Linked DNA regions of Homo sapiens: all the other regions are linked to region 3. A link is a contact called in ENCODE Hi-C or POLR2A ChIA-PET data. All regions are on one chromosome and are shown on one strand. The core of a region is the stretch at or near the end of the contact, and the rest is flanking DNA. Distances in the headings are between cores, read along the strand shown.

What was found. Hi-C counts contacts between places; a loop is a spot of excess contacts on that map. ChIA-PET counts read pairs that join two places held with the same protein, here RNA polymerase II (POLR2A). Pooled maps may share reads with other maps.
Region 1: a map of GM12878 shows a loop between it and region 3 (4-fold over the local background). The contact joins two enhancer-like sites. A Hi-C loop is called at or near these places in 1 of 168 maps with a recorded cell type or tissue (GM12878), 1 of 37 single-sample maps with no recorded cell type and 8 of 50 pooled maps.
Region 2: a loop to region 3 is called in a pooled map, with 4 times the contacts of the local background. The contact joins the promoter of C22orf23 here to the enhancer-like site in region 3. A Hi-C loop is called at or near these places in 1 of 168 maps with a recorded cell type or tissue (PC-9), 1 of 37 single-sample maps with no recorded cell type and 11 of 50 pooled maps. POLR2A ChIA-PET finds 5 or more read pairs at or near these places in 3 of 52 experiments (GM10248, HEK293T and naive thymus-derived CD4-positive, alpha-beta T cell).
Region 4: a pooled map shows a loop between it and region 3 (3-fold over the local background). The contact joins two enhancer-like sites. A Hi-C loop is called at or near these places in 2 of 50 pooled maps.

What each region holds. Positions count from the first base shown.
Region 1 is chr22:37,932,584-37,935,344 of GRCh38, forward strand. It overlaps MICALL1 (MICAL like 1), which reads left to right. Exons shown (of 16, transcript NM_033386.4): 11 at 1-96; 12 at 215-305; 13 at 456-529. Among named protein-coding and RNA genes, the nearest start is that of C22orf23, 20 kb to the right of the region's middle. RefSeq lists enhancers at 449-1,251, 1,252-2,053. Within about 2 kb of position 1,473, at least 23 of the 41 ENCODE cell types and tissues checked have a DNase peak (open chromatin) inside an H3K27ac peak, as active enhancers do.
Region 2 is chr22:37,952,122-37,954,857 of GRCh38, forward strand. It overlaps C22orf23 (chromosome 22 open reading frame 23), which reads right to left and starts at 1,480. Exons shown (of 7, transcript NM_032561.5): 1 at 1,327-1,480; 2 at 926-1,037. The coding sequence starts at 1,028. It overlaps POLR2F (RNA polymerase II, I and III subunit F), which reads left to right and starts at 1,578. Exons shown (of 5, transcript NM_021974.5): 1 at 1,578-1,686. The coding sequence starts at 1,667. RefSeq lists a silencer at 1,744-1,813.
Region 3 is chr22:37,537,555-37,540,254 of GRCh38, forward strand. No RefSeq gene overlaps it. Among named protein-coding and RNA genes, the nearest start is that of CARD10, 19 kb to the left of the region's middle. RefSeq lists enhancers at 394-603, 710-1,211, 1,212-1,711 and a silencer at 1,330-1,519. Within about 2 kb of position 1,422, at least 3 of the 41 ENCODE cell types and tissues checked have a DNase peak (open chromatin) inside an H3K27ac peak, as active enhancers do.
Region 4 is chr22:37,161,081-37,163,825 of GRCh38, forward strand. It overlaps a transcript of IL2RB not described here. Among named protein-coding and RNA genes, the nearest start is that of IL2RB-AS1, 4.3 kb to the right of the region's middle. Within about 2 kb of position 1,496, at least 7 of the 41 ENCODE cell types and tissues checked have a DNase peak (open chromatin) inside an H3K27ac peak, as active enhancers do.

The DNA of each region.
Region 1 (2,761 bases), core at 223-2,722, 400 kb after region 3:
ACATCCATGGAGAGATGGATACCATTGAGCGCCGGCTGGATGCCCTGGAGCACCGTGGGGTGCTGCTGGAGGAGAAGCTGCGTGGCGGCCTGAATGGTGCGGGAGCGGCTGGGAGGGCCTGCTGGGTGGGGCTGGGGGCAGGAGCCTCTATTCCCCGGGGAACTGAGCCAGGCATGGCAGCCAGCCCTGGCCTCAGTGGGTATCTGGCTTCCAGAGGGCCGTGAGGATGACATGCTGGTGGACTGGTTCAAGCTCATCCACGAGAAGCACCTACTGGTGCGGCGAGAGTCCGAGCTCATCTATGTGTGAGTCCCCCCGCCTGGGGCATCCCTCCCTGGAATCCGTAGAGCTTAGAATGGAGAACCCTTACCCTCTTCCCTCATCAGTAACAGCGCAGGGCAGGGCAGCCGGGGCTCGGGCAGAATTGTTAAGAGTCACCTTATTCCCACCCCTAGCTTCAAGCAGCAGAACCTGGAGCAGCGCCAGGCTGATGTCGAGTATGAGCTCCGGTGCCTCCTCAATAAGCCAGGTGAGTGCAGCCACTGGCACTCCCCTGGCACCTGCCCTGGGGCCTGGTGACACGGAGGAGTGGGGGAGCGGGCAGACAAAACCCCAGTAGGATGCACAGGCAGACTGGGGACAGGGCCAGAGGAGGAGGTGCGGGGCAGGGCTGTCTGGGTCACCCCCAAGGATGGGAGAGACTGTAACAGGCAGTAAGCTGGCTGGGGCTGTGGTAGGAGAAGGAACCGCACAGACAGTGTAGGGTGTGGACGTCCGAGGGACCAGGGATGACAGGCTCTCAGTGAATGAAGATCAGGCCCAGGACCAGCCCAGCCTGTTTTGTGCGTGGGTCAGACTGTTCCTTCTTCTGCCACTAACTTGCTGTGTGACCTTGGGCAGGATTCTTAGCCTCACTGAGCCTCAGTGGCTTCAGGTGTAAGATGGGAATGAAGGTCCCCACGTCCTCGGGTGTTCTTGGGACCAGGAGACAGTGGACGTGGACTCTGTACCCTCTGAAGGGCTGATGGCTGATGGTTACCATGTGGCCGAGTTGGGGTTTGGTGAGGAGGGCTCCTCACACGCCCTGTGACCGTGGAATGCAGTGAACCGCAGCTGCAGGCAGAGACCCCAGGACTATGGAGATTCCAGAGTTGGGAGCCAAAGCTTTTGACCACTTTCTTATGGCTCAGGCATGGTGCCAGCCCTGGGCAAGGGCCATCTTGACAGATGGGAAGTGGAGGGCCAGAGAGGTCAAGGGACTTGGCTGTTGGTGACGGGGCTGGGCTTCCATCCATGTCTCTGATCTGGGGCTGTCCCTGCACACACAGCCCCTCCAGACTGTGGGGATGGTGGCAGGGGAACTGTCTACTGACTGGGGAATTTGGGAGGCTGGAGTGTCCCAGGGGAAGCCACAGAATGTCCCAGGCTTCCACTGCCTTGTGTGAGTCACTCCCAACTCTGCAGGAGGCTGGGGCGTGGCCACCACTCAGAGCCACAGCGGCGCCCTGTGGCCAGAGCGGGCACGGCTCCTCTGCCTCCCTGGCTAGCCCGGCCCCAGGGCTTACTGTGGCTTTTCCAGCCCCCGTGTGGTGGCTGTGCGTCCCGGGCTTGTCAGCCTGTCCCGGATGTTGCTTTTGGAAGGTGAAGCTGGTGTATGAGGCTCCGAGTACAGTACACCATGAGGGCCATTGCTTGGGGGCATCAGGCTGCCAGGTTCAAATACCAGCTCCACCTTCACTGTGTGACACTGGTCAAAGATTTCATGTCCCTGAGTCTCAGTTTCCCCACGTGTAGACTGGGGACATAACTTACCCAGGCCCCAGATATGGAAAATGGCAAAGTGGGATTCAAACTTGGGTGGTGATTTGGAGGCCCTGCTCTGTCCCCAGAACCAGGTTGGGCCACCTGCTCCTCAATTTTGGCAAGGTGAGGCCATAGGGGAAAGGGGCAGTGGCTGAGGGGGCTTCAGGATATTTATTTATTTATTTTGGGGGGGGGTATTTATTTATTTATTATTATTATTTTTTTTTTGAGACAGAGTCTCACTCTGTCGCCCAGGCTGGAGTGCAGTGGCGCGATCTCGGCTCACTGCAAGCTCTGCCTCCCGGGTTCACGCCATTTTCCTGCCTGAGCCTCCCAAGTAACTGGGACTACAGGCGCCTGCCACCACGCCCGGCTAATTTTTTGTGTTTTTAGTAGAGACCAGGTTTCACCATGTTAGCCAGGATGGTCTCGATCTCCTGACCTTGTGATCCACCCACCTTAGCCTCCCAAAGTGCTGGGATTACAGGCATGAGCCACTGCGCCTGGCTCTATTTATTTATTTATTTTATTTTATTTATTTATTTATTTTTATTTTATTTTTTGAGATGGAGTCTCACTCTGTTGCCCAGGCTGGAGGGCAGTGGCACAATCTCGGCTCACTGCAAGCTCCGCCTCCCCAGGTTGACACCATTCTCCTGCCTCAGCCTCCCTAGTAGCTGGGACTACAGGCACCTGCCACCCCGCCCGGCTAATTGTTTGTATTTTTAGTAGAGACGGGGTTTCACCATGTTAGCCAGGATGGTCTCGATCTCCTGACCTCGTGATCCACCCGCCTCCGCCTCCCAAAGTGCTAGGATTACAGGCGTGAGCCACCGCGCCAAGCCCTGGCCCTATTTGTTATTATTATTATTTTATTTTATTTTATTTTTTTGAGTCAGAGTCTCGCTCTGTCGCCTAGGCTGGAGTGCAGTGGCACGATCTTGGCTTACTGCACGCT
Region 2 (2,736 bases), core at 230-2,729, 410 kb after region 3:
TGTATCCCCAGCACCTAAAACAGAGTCTAAGGCACATGGTAGACTTAAAAATGTTGTTGTTGGAAAAAAACAAAAAAGTTGTTGAGTAAAAGAACACATGAATACTTGTTCATCATGTTTCAGGGGCTGGAGCTACAATTGTGGGCCGAAACAGGCACGGTTCCTGCCTGATGAAATTCATGATCTGGAGGGATAGATGGGACACCAAATAACTGACTACAGCTTGTGCTAAGCCCAGTGAAGGAAAATGTGTGAGGGCACATAACAGTTGATCCTACTGTGGTGGTGAGGAGCAGAAGTCTTCCTCGGGAAAGTTGAAAGTGTGATCTAAAGGATGCATAGGAGTTAACTACTCTAAAAATTTTAGTTCTTTGACTTTTGGCAAGGTGTAGCACCTTGAACCTTCCCCTCCCCCCCGCCCCGCCCCGCCCCCGAATAAGGCATATGCAGTAGAATTTTGAAGCTTTCTGAACCCCAGGCTCCTTATCTGTAAAGGAAAATAGTGCTAAGCCACAGGTCAGGTACGGGGGAACTGAGTTACAGAGGGTAACTACCACCATTCTTCTCTCATCCTTTAACTCAGGGGTCCCCAACCCTCCGTCCGTGGACTGGTACCAGTCCCTGGCCTGTTAGGAACCGGGCCGCACAGCAGGAGGTGAGCGGCAGGCTAGCGAGCCTCACCGCCTCCTTTCAGGTCAGTGACGGCCTTAGATTCTCATAGGAGCGCGAACCCTATTGTGAACTGCGCACGCGAGGGATCTAGGTTGCACGCTCCTTATGAGAATCTAACTAATACCTGATGATCTGAGGTGGAACAGTTTCATCCCGAAACCATTCCCCACACCTCCGTCAGTGGAAAAATTGTCTTCCACGAAACCGGTCCCTGGTGCCAAAAAGGCTGGGATCGCTGCTTTAACGGACTGACCTCTGAGCAGCTCGCAGGTCCCCGGGGTGTAAGTGATGGTCTTGGGGCGGCGCCGGAACCCAGTTCCTTTGGTCACTACCTCCATCTGCTTCTGTGAAGCCATGGGAGGACTCTGAGGAGGGAAAGACGCAATGACACACCCCCTGTCTCCTGTCCCTAATCTCTGTTCCCCGACGCCCAACACCCCCAGAAGTCTGGAAGCGGGGATCGAGCCAGAGAATGATGCCGCCAGTTAATATTGCGACAGTGCCCAAACCTCCCATCCAGACACACAGATACACACACACAGTCCTCATTCTGACCCAGCGCCTGTGGCAGGGAAGTCTCCTCGGGAGGGAGTGTTAACACAGCCATGGTCACAACAGTACCCACTGAGTGATATGCCAAAATTGAAATTTCACCCTAAGACCCTCTCTGGGTGCTCCCCTCTCCACATAGAAGTGGGCTCCCGGAGGCGGTGACCACTGCTTTACAGCCGCATCCGCACCGGTGCCACGCAGAAATACTGCGCGATCTGGGCTGCTGGAGCTGGCAGCTAGCGCCTCTCGCTACTATAGAAACGCGCACACACCAGTCAGCGCATGCGCACTTTCCCCGCTCTGTCCTGCCTCCCGGAAGTGATTTCCTCTGGGTTACGGCGCAGGCGCAAGATAAGCTAGGAGCCGCGCGAGTCGTAGTGTCGCTGTTTGCGGGTCTCCGCGCGGGACCGGGGCGCAGCGGGGTCGCTGAGGCGAGGGTGTCATGTCAGACAACGAGGACAAGTGAGTGCGGGAGCGGAGTGGCCTTTGCGGCAACCTTGGAAGGGGCGGATGAGGCAAGGCTTGGGTCGGCTGAGGAGCCTGGCGTCTAGGGGCAATGTCTGAGGGGACTGGGGTCCTGAGGGGGCCGGCGGAGCCGAGGAAGGGAAGGGCGGGCGACCCAGGAGCACAGCCCCGGCTGGAGGCACAGGAGGGCCCAGGCTCGAGGGTCCAGAGGGGATCCGTAGAAAAGGTGTCCTTCAGCAAATGTTCCAGCGAGCCGGGCTCTGTATCATGCAGTGGGAATATTGAGGTGAATGAACAATCGTCCCTGCCTCTCCACGTGCTCACTTTCTAGAAAAGGGGTCACAGGCCCATAAGTAAGCAAGCAAGCAGGTAACGGTGGTCGCGTGAGCTTCCCCAGTTCTAGACGTATGTAGTATAGGAGTACTCCAGAGGAGGGTCTGGGGCAGCTCCACCGGGTGGCATTAAATAAAAGTCTGGGACGGTCCTTTGCAGTAATTTTTTTTTTTTTTTGAAACAGAGTCTTGCTCTGTCGCCCAGGCTGGAGTGCAGTGGCGCGATCTCGGCTCACTGCAGCCTCCACCTCCGGGGTTCAAGGGATTCTCCTGCCTCAGCCTCCCGACTAGCTGGGATTATGGGCGTGCACCACCACGCCTTGCTAATTGCTTGTAGTTTTAGTAGAGACGGGTTTCACCATGTTGGCCAGACTGGCCTCGAACTCCTGAGCTTGTGATCCACCCGCCTCGGCCTCCCAAAGTGCTGGGATCACAGGCGTGAGCCACCGTGCCCGGCCTGCTTGTAGTAATCTAGATGAGAGAAGTCAGTAGCTTATAGTAGGGTGGTAGGAGTAGAGGTGGTGAGAACTGGTTTTGAATTCTGGATATATTACTATTTTAAAGATAGAGCCCAAAAATTACCTGTGGGATATGTGGGTGCAAAGAGAGCTAGTCTGAAGATAAAAATAAGAAACGTGTGGGATTGCTACCCCATTCCCAGTGAGTGTCAGTAGAGAAGAGGAGATGACCCGTGGCTGAGCATTAGGGCATTTGG
Region 3 (2,700 bases), core at 172-2,671:
TTTTTTTTTGAGATGGAGTCTCGCTCTGTTGCCTAGGCTGGAGGGCCATGGTGCGATCTTGGCTCACTGTAACCTCCACCTCTCGGGTTCAAGCAATTTTCCCTGCCGCAGCCTCCTGAGGAGCTGGGATTACAGGCACCCCCCACCGCTACCACATCTGGCTAATTTTTGTATTTTTAGTAAGGGTTTCGCCGCATGGCCAGGCTGGTCTCAAACTCCTGACCTCAGGTGATCCGCCTGCCTCAGCCTCCCAAAGTGCTGGGATTACAGGCATGAGCCACGGTGCCAGGCCTTTTTTGTTTGTTTGTTTTAAATAGAGACAGGGTCTCACTATGTTGCCCAGGCTGGTCTCGAAGCCCTGGCCTCAAGTGAACCTCCTGCCTTGGCTTCCCCAAAGTACTGGGATTACAGGCGTGAGCCACTGCGCCCAGCCAGCTGTTGTCTTTTAGAGGGGAACTGGAGGCCTACATAAAGTTGGTTTCGTTTTCTTTTGTTTTTTGAGACAGAGTCTCACTCCATCGCCCAGGCTGAAGTGCAGTGGCACAATCTTGGCTCACTGCAACCTCCACCTCCCCGGTTCAAGCAATTCTCCTGCCTCAGCCTCCCGAGTAGCTGGGATTACAGGCATGCACCACCACAGCCGGCTAATTTTTGTATTTTTAGTAGAGACAGGGTTTCACCATATTGGCCAGGCTGGTCTCAAACTCCTGACCTCAAGTGATCCGCCCACCGTGGCTTCCCAAAGGGCTGGGATTACAGGCGTGAGCCACTGCACTCAGCCCTACGTAAAGTTTTAACCCAGTTAAGTATATTTTTTAAATCACTAAATAGTTCACACATATGCAAATGTTTAGAGAAAAACAATGAACACCAAAATATTCAAAAAGACTAATGTTTGGAAAGTACTCAGAATTGTATTCCCCAAAAATTCATTCCCCCAAGACCCACAGGCCTCAGGGGTCTGCAGGTCTCTCTCAGGGCCAGAGACGGGGAAGGGGCCACCTGGCAAGGGCGGTCCTTGGCACCTTCCCCCCTTTACAGAAGAGGTGTAGAGATGAGGGTCTCACTATGTTGCCCAAGCTGGTCTCGAACTACTGGGCTCAAGCAATCCTCCTGCGTCAGCTTCCCAATAGCAGGACACCCTGAGAAGTCTGAAGGCTCACGCCCAGACCCACGCACAGGTCTAGTTTTGGTCCACAGCATGGCGTGGGTGTGGCTTTGGAGTTGGCGGCAGCTGAAGGCTGGGTGACGTTAGCAAGGTCTCAGCCTCAGTCTCCTTATCTGAAAAACTGGATAGTAATTCCCTCTTTATACTGCGGCCATGAAGAAGAGGGCTGATGTGGGTGGAGTGACTGGTGGGGCAGGCGCTCTGTAAGTGGCTGTCAGCAGGGCAGGGGCTGGGCTCAAGCCTGTGACCACACTGCTCCAAGCTGGACACACGGTGGCGCCCTCGTCCCACAGGTGCAGCACCAGTTCTAGCCTCTGGTGGCATCGGTTACTGGAGGGAGGGAGGGAAGAAGAGAGGAACGGAGTTATATTTGCAAACACACTGCCCACTCTGGGCCCTAGGGGTGGAAAAGTGAATGAGGACCACACAGTTCCTACTCAAGGAGGCTGGATTGGAGGGGCTGGGAGCCCCAAGGAGGAGAGGAACGTGGGAGAGGGCACTGCCTGGGGATTTTGCAGTGGGTTGACTGGTGGCCCCCCTGCAAAAGACACGTCCACCTGGGACCAGGGAATACAGTCTTATTTGAAAAAAGAGTCTTTGCGAATGTAATGAAGATAAGAATCTCGGCCGGGCGCGGTGGCTCACTCCTGTAATCCCAGCACTTTGGGAGGCTGAGGCTGGCGGATCACCTGAGGTCAGGAGCTCAAGACAAGCTTGACCAACACAGCGAAACCCCCTCTCTACTAAAAATATAAATAAAAAATTAGCCAGGCGTAGTGGCGGATGCCTGTAATTCCAGCTACTTGGGAGGCTGAGGCAGGAGAATCGCTTGAACCCGGGAGGAGAGGGTTGCAGTGAGACCAGATTGCACCATTGCACGCCAGCCTGGGTGACAAGAACGAAACTCCATCTTAAAAAAAAAAAAAAGTAAGGATCTCAAGATGAGATCGTCCTGGATTATCCGTGGGGGGCCAAATCCACTGACAAGTGTCCTTACAAGAAGAGAAGATGCTGACACAGAGGGAGCTACACGGAAATGTCGGCAGAGGCAGGAGCGAGGCTGCCATAAGGCAAGGACACCTGGAGCCACCAGAAGCGGGAAGAGGCAAGGAAGGATTCTCCCCTAGCACCTTCAGAGGGAGCGGGGCCCCTCCAACACCTTGATTTCAGACTTCTGGATTCCAGAACTAATCATTTTTGTTTGTTTGTTTTTCAGTGACAGGGTCTTGCTCTATTGCCCAGGCTGGAGTGCAGTGGTGTGATCATAGCTCACTGCAGCCTTGACCTCCTGGGCTCAAGCGATTCTCCCACCTCAGCCTCCCAAGTGGCTGGGACTCCCAGCTCACACCACCATGTCCAGCTAATTTTTTAAAGTTTTTTGTAGAGATGAGGGTCTCACTATGTTGCCCAAGCTGGTCTCGAACTACTGGGCTCAAGCGATCCTCCTGCGTTGGCTTCCCAAAGTGCTGGGATCACAGGCGAGAGCCCTGCACCTGGCGTGGAGAGAATAAATTTTTATTGTTTTAAGCCAC
Region 4 (2,745 bases), core at 246-2,745, 380 kb before region 3:
GCAGTGAGCCAAGATCGTGCCACTGCACTCCAGCCTGGGCCACAGGCAAGACTCCATCTCAAAGAAACCAAAACAAAAAAACGTGAAAACCTCCCATTTAAAATACTCGCCATTAATTCTAACTTAAACATGCAACAAAACTCCACCACCACAGCCGGCCCATATGTGAGGAAGCGCCACTTTCAGAGGGAGGAGTGCAGCTGAGGGTGGCATTGACAAAGGGACCCTCTGCCAGCCCTGTTTCTTCTCAGGTGCTGTCCTGGATATTTAGTTTACATCTGGGTGCGCTGCATCTTTGCAAATCTTTCTTGTGTTGGAGTTATCTCCTTTTTTAGGAGTCTCCTACCCTAACCAGTAAGCTGAAACTGCTTTTCCAGCCTCCCTTGCAGCTGGGACATAGGCATGTGACCAGGCTGCCCAATCAGAAGCCTCCATTCCAGACCTCAGGCTGGGAAAGTGAGCATGTGACCAGGTTCCTTCAATCAGAAGCCTCAGCTCCAGACCTCAGGCGGGGAGAGCATGTGACCAGGTTCCCCCAATCAGAAGCCTCAGTTCCAGACCACAGGCTGGGAAAGTGAGCATGTGACCAGGCTCCCCCAATCAGAAGCCAGCTCCAGACTGCTGACTGGGAGGGCATGTGACCAGGTTCCCCCAGTCAGAAGCCTGGGTTCCAGACCACAGGCTGGGAATATGATCATGTGACCAGGCTCACCCAATCAGAAGCCTCAGCTCCAGACCTCAGTCCTGAAGTGTGTGCGTGTGATTAGGCTTCCCCAATCAGAAGCCTCAACTCCAAGACCTGGAGGCTGGCGAGGGTGGTGTCGGAACATCGTGTCCAGGATGCAGCAATTCTCCAAGCCTCTCCAAGCTTCTCCAAGCTTCTCCAAGCCTGATTTGCGGGTCCTGCCAGAGATTCCTGAGCTTCAGAATATCCTGAATGATTCCTTTTCTAATGACAGTAGCCAGTAGAGTTTTTGCAACTGAAGTTCCTGGCTGACACAGGTGCCTTAGCCAAGTACAGGGGCATGCATATATTTAGTACAGATCTCAGATTTGAAATAGTCTTTAATTACAGCAATGACTGACCACGTTGGGTGATGGCGATCGAGTGAGAGGGCAGCGAGGGGAAGAGTGCCCGCCCCCACGGTTTTCTGTCTGCGGGGCCTTGGAGTAGGACCAGTGTTGTACCACAGGCCCTGGTGCCAGTGTGAGCATTGGATGCTCAAGGACAGTACGGGAGGTCTTTGATAAAAACCTCCTCTGCCTAATGTACTGGTGGGGTAGGTGACCCAAACATGGGGGAGAGCTGACCCTGAGCTCACAGCCCACCGACTTGCTGGAAGGCTACCTAAATGCGCACTTGGAAGGCCTGGTGAGGCCCACGCACACACCAGTTGGCTGGCTGACCTTGAAGCTGTCTTGCTAACTGGTTTATACTTCGGGTGACTGGTGAATAAAGAGGCTGCCAGAGCTTTCAGAACCAGCAGGGGCCCCCATGTTTGGTGAGTGGCTGGTTTCACTTTCAAAGTGAGTTAGAGACAGTCCCACTGTGAAGCCTCTACCACACGGAGTCACAAACCCATTCTGGTTAGTCTGAATCAGGTCAGGCACAGGCTCTGTTTACCAAATCCCTGACCCCCACCCCACCCCTCTACCCCAGATCAGAGATCCTACCACATGCCAGGGGTACTGGGGAAGAGGCAGGGGATTGTGAGGGCCAAAGGCTACCTGTCTGATTGACCGCATCCTACCCCTGCCTGCCTAGTTCTATACACCTCCTCACACTCTGCCCAGCAGCCAAACCACCAACACCCACACCCCAGCACCAGACCATGAGATGAGAACACTCATTTCTTCCCTTCGGTTCCACTTCATTTCAGTCCCACCCCTGTCCCCAGGCCAGAGGCTTCTCCCCAGGGGCATGAGCACTGGACTGAGGGTTTGGAGACCTAAGTTTGAGCCCCAGCAGTGCCTCCAACTCACTAGGGTCGCTCCCTGCAGTCATCACTGCTCTGGAGCTACAGACCGCAGGAACAGGCTGTAGCTAACCTGAGCCAAACAGAACTAGTTAGAGGATCTGGAGTGGTTCTCAGGTTCTGGAGGGAGCTGAAGACCCAGACCTCAGGGACGGGCAGACTCCAGACCAGCCGCACCTGCAGCTGAGTGTGGTCCAGCTGCAGAGACCCCTTTGAGGCACCAACCTCCAGCTGTTTGCTGGCTTCATTCATTAGAATTCAAAGAGTCTCATTGGCTAAGATCACGTCAAATGCCCATCCTCCAGCTGGAAAGGGTGGGGTACTTTGATTGAGAGTTCAACCAAGACTTCACCAAATGCAGGAAGGTAGATACCCCAAAGAGAAATGGGGGGGCCGCTTCTAGAAGCAGGAGGCCTGATGCCTACTGAGCAAGCAGGAACCAAAGATGCCCCGCAAGGACTGGCTTGGGTTGGATGATCCCAGAAGCTCTTCCAGGAAAGTCATCCTCTGATTGGAGGAATCCAAACTGGGCACCTTGCCTCCCTCAAGGGAGGAGGGACTCTTCTCAGCCCTTGGGAGGGGCTCCTGGCATGAGGATGCCTTATACCCCCGCCCTGAGGCCCCCCATTCGGGGGAAAGCCAGGAAGGGTCGGGGCTGCTACCTGAGTGGAGCAGAGGGATGCTCGTCTCCACCACCCACATGGGCTTGAGCCTGTGACCTTGATTTCATGGGCCTCCGGGAACTCATGAGCAAACCTGAAAGCAGCAG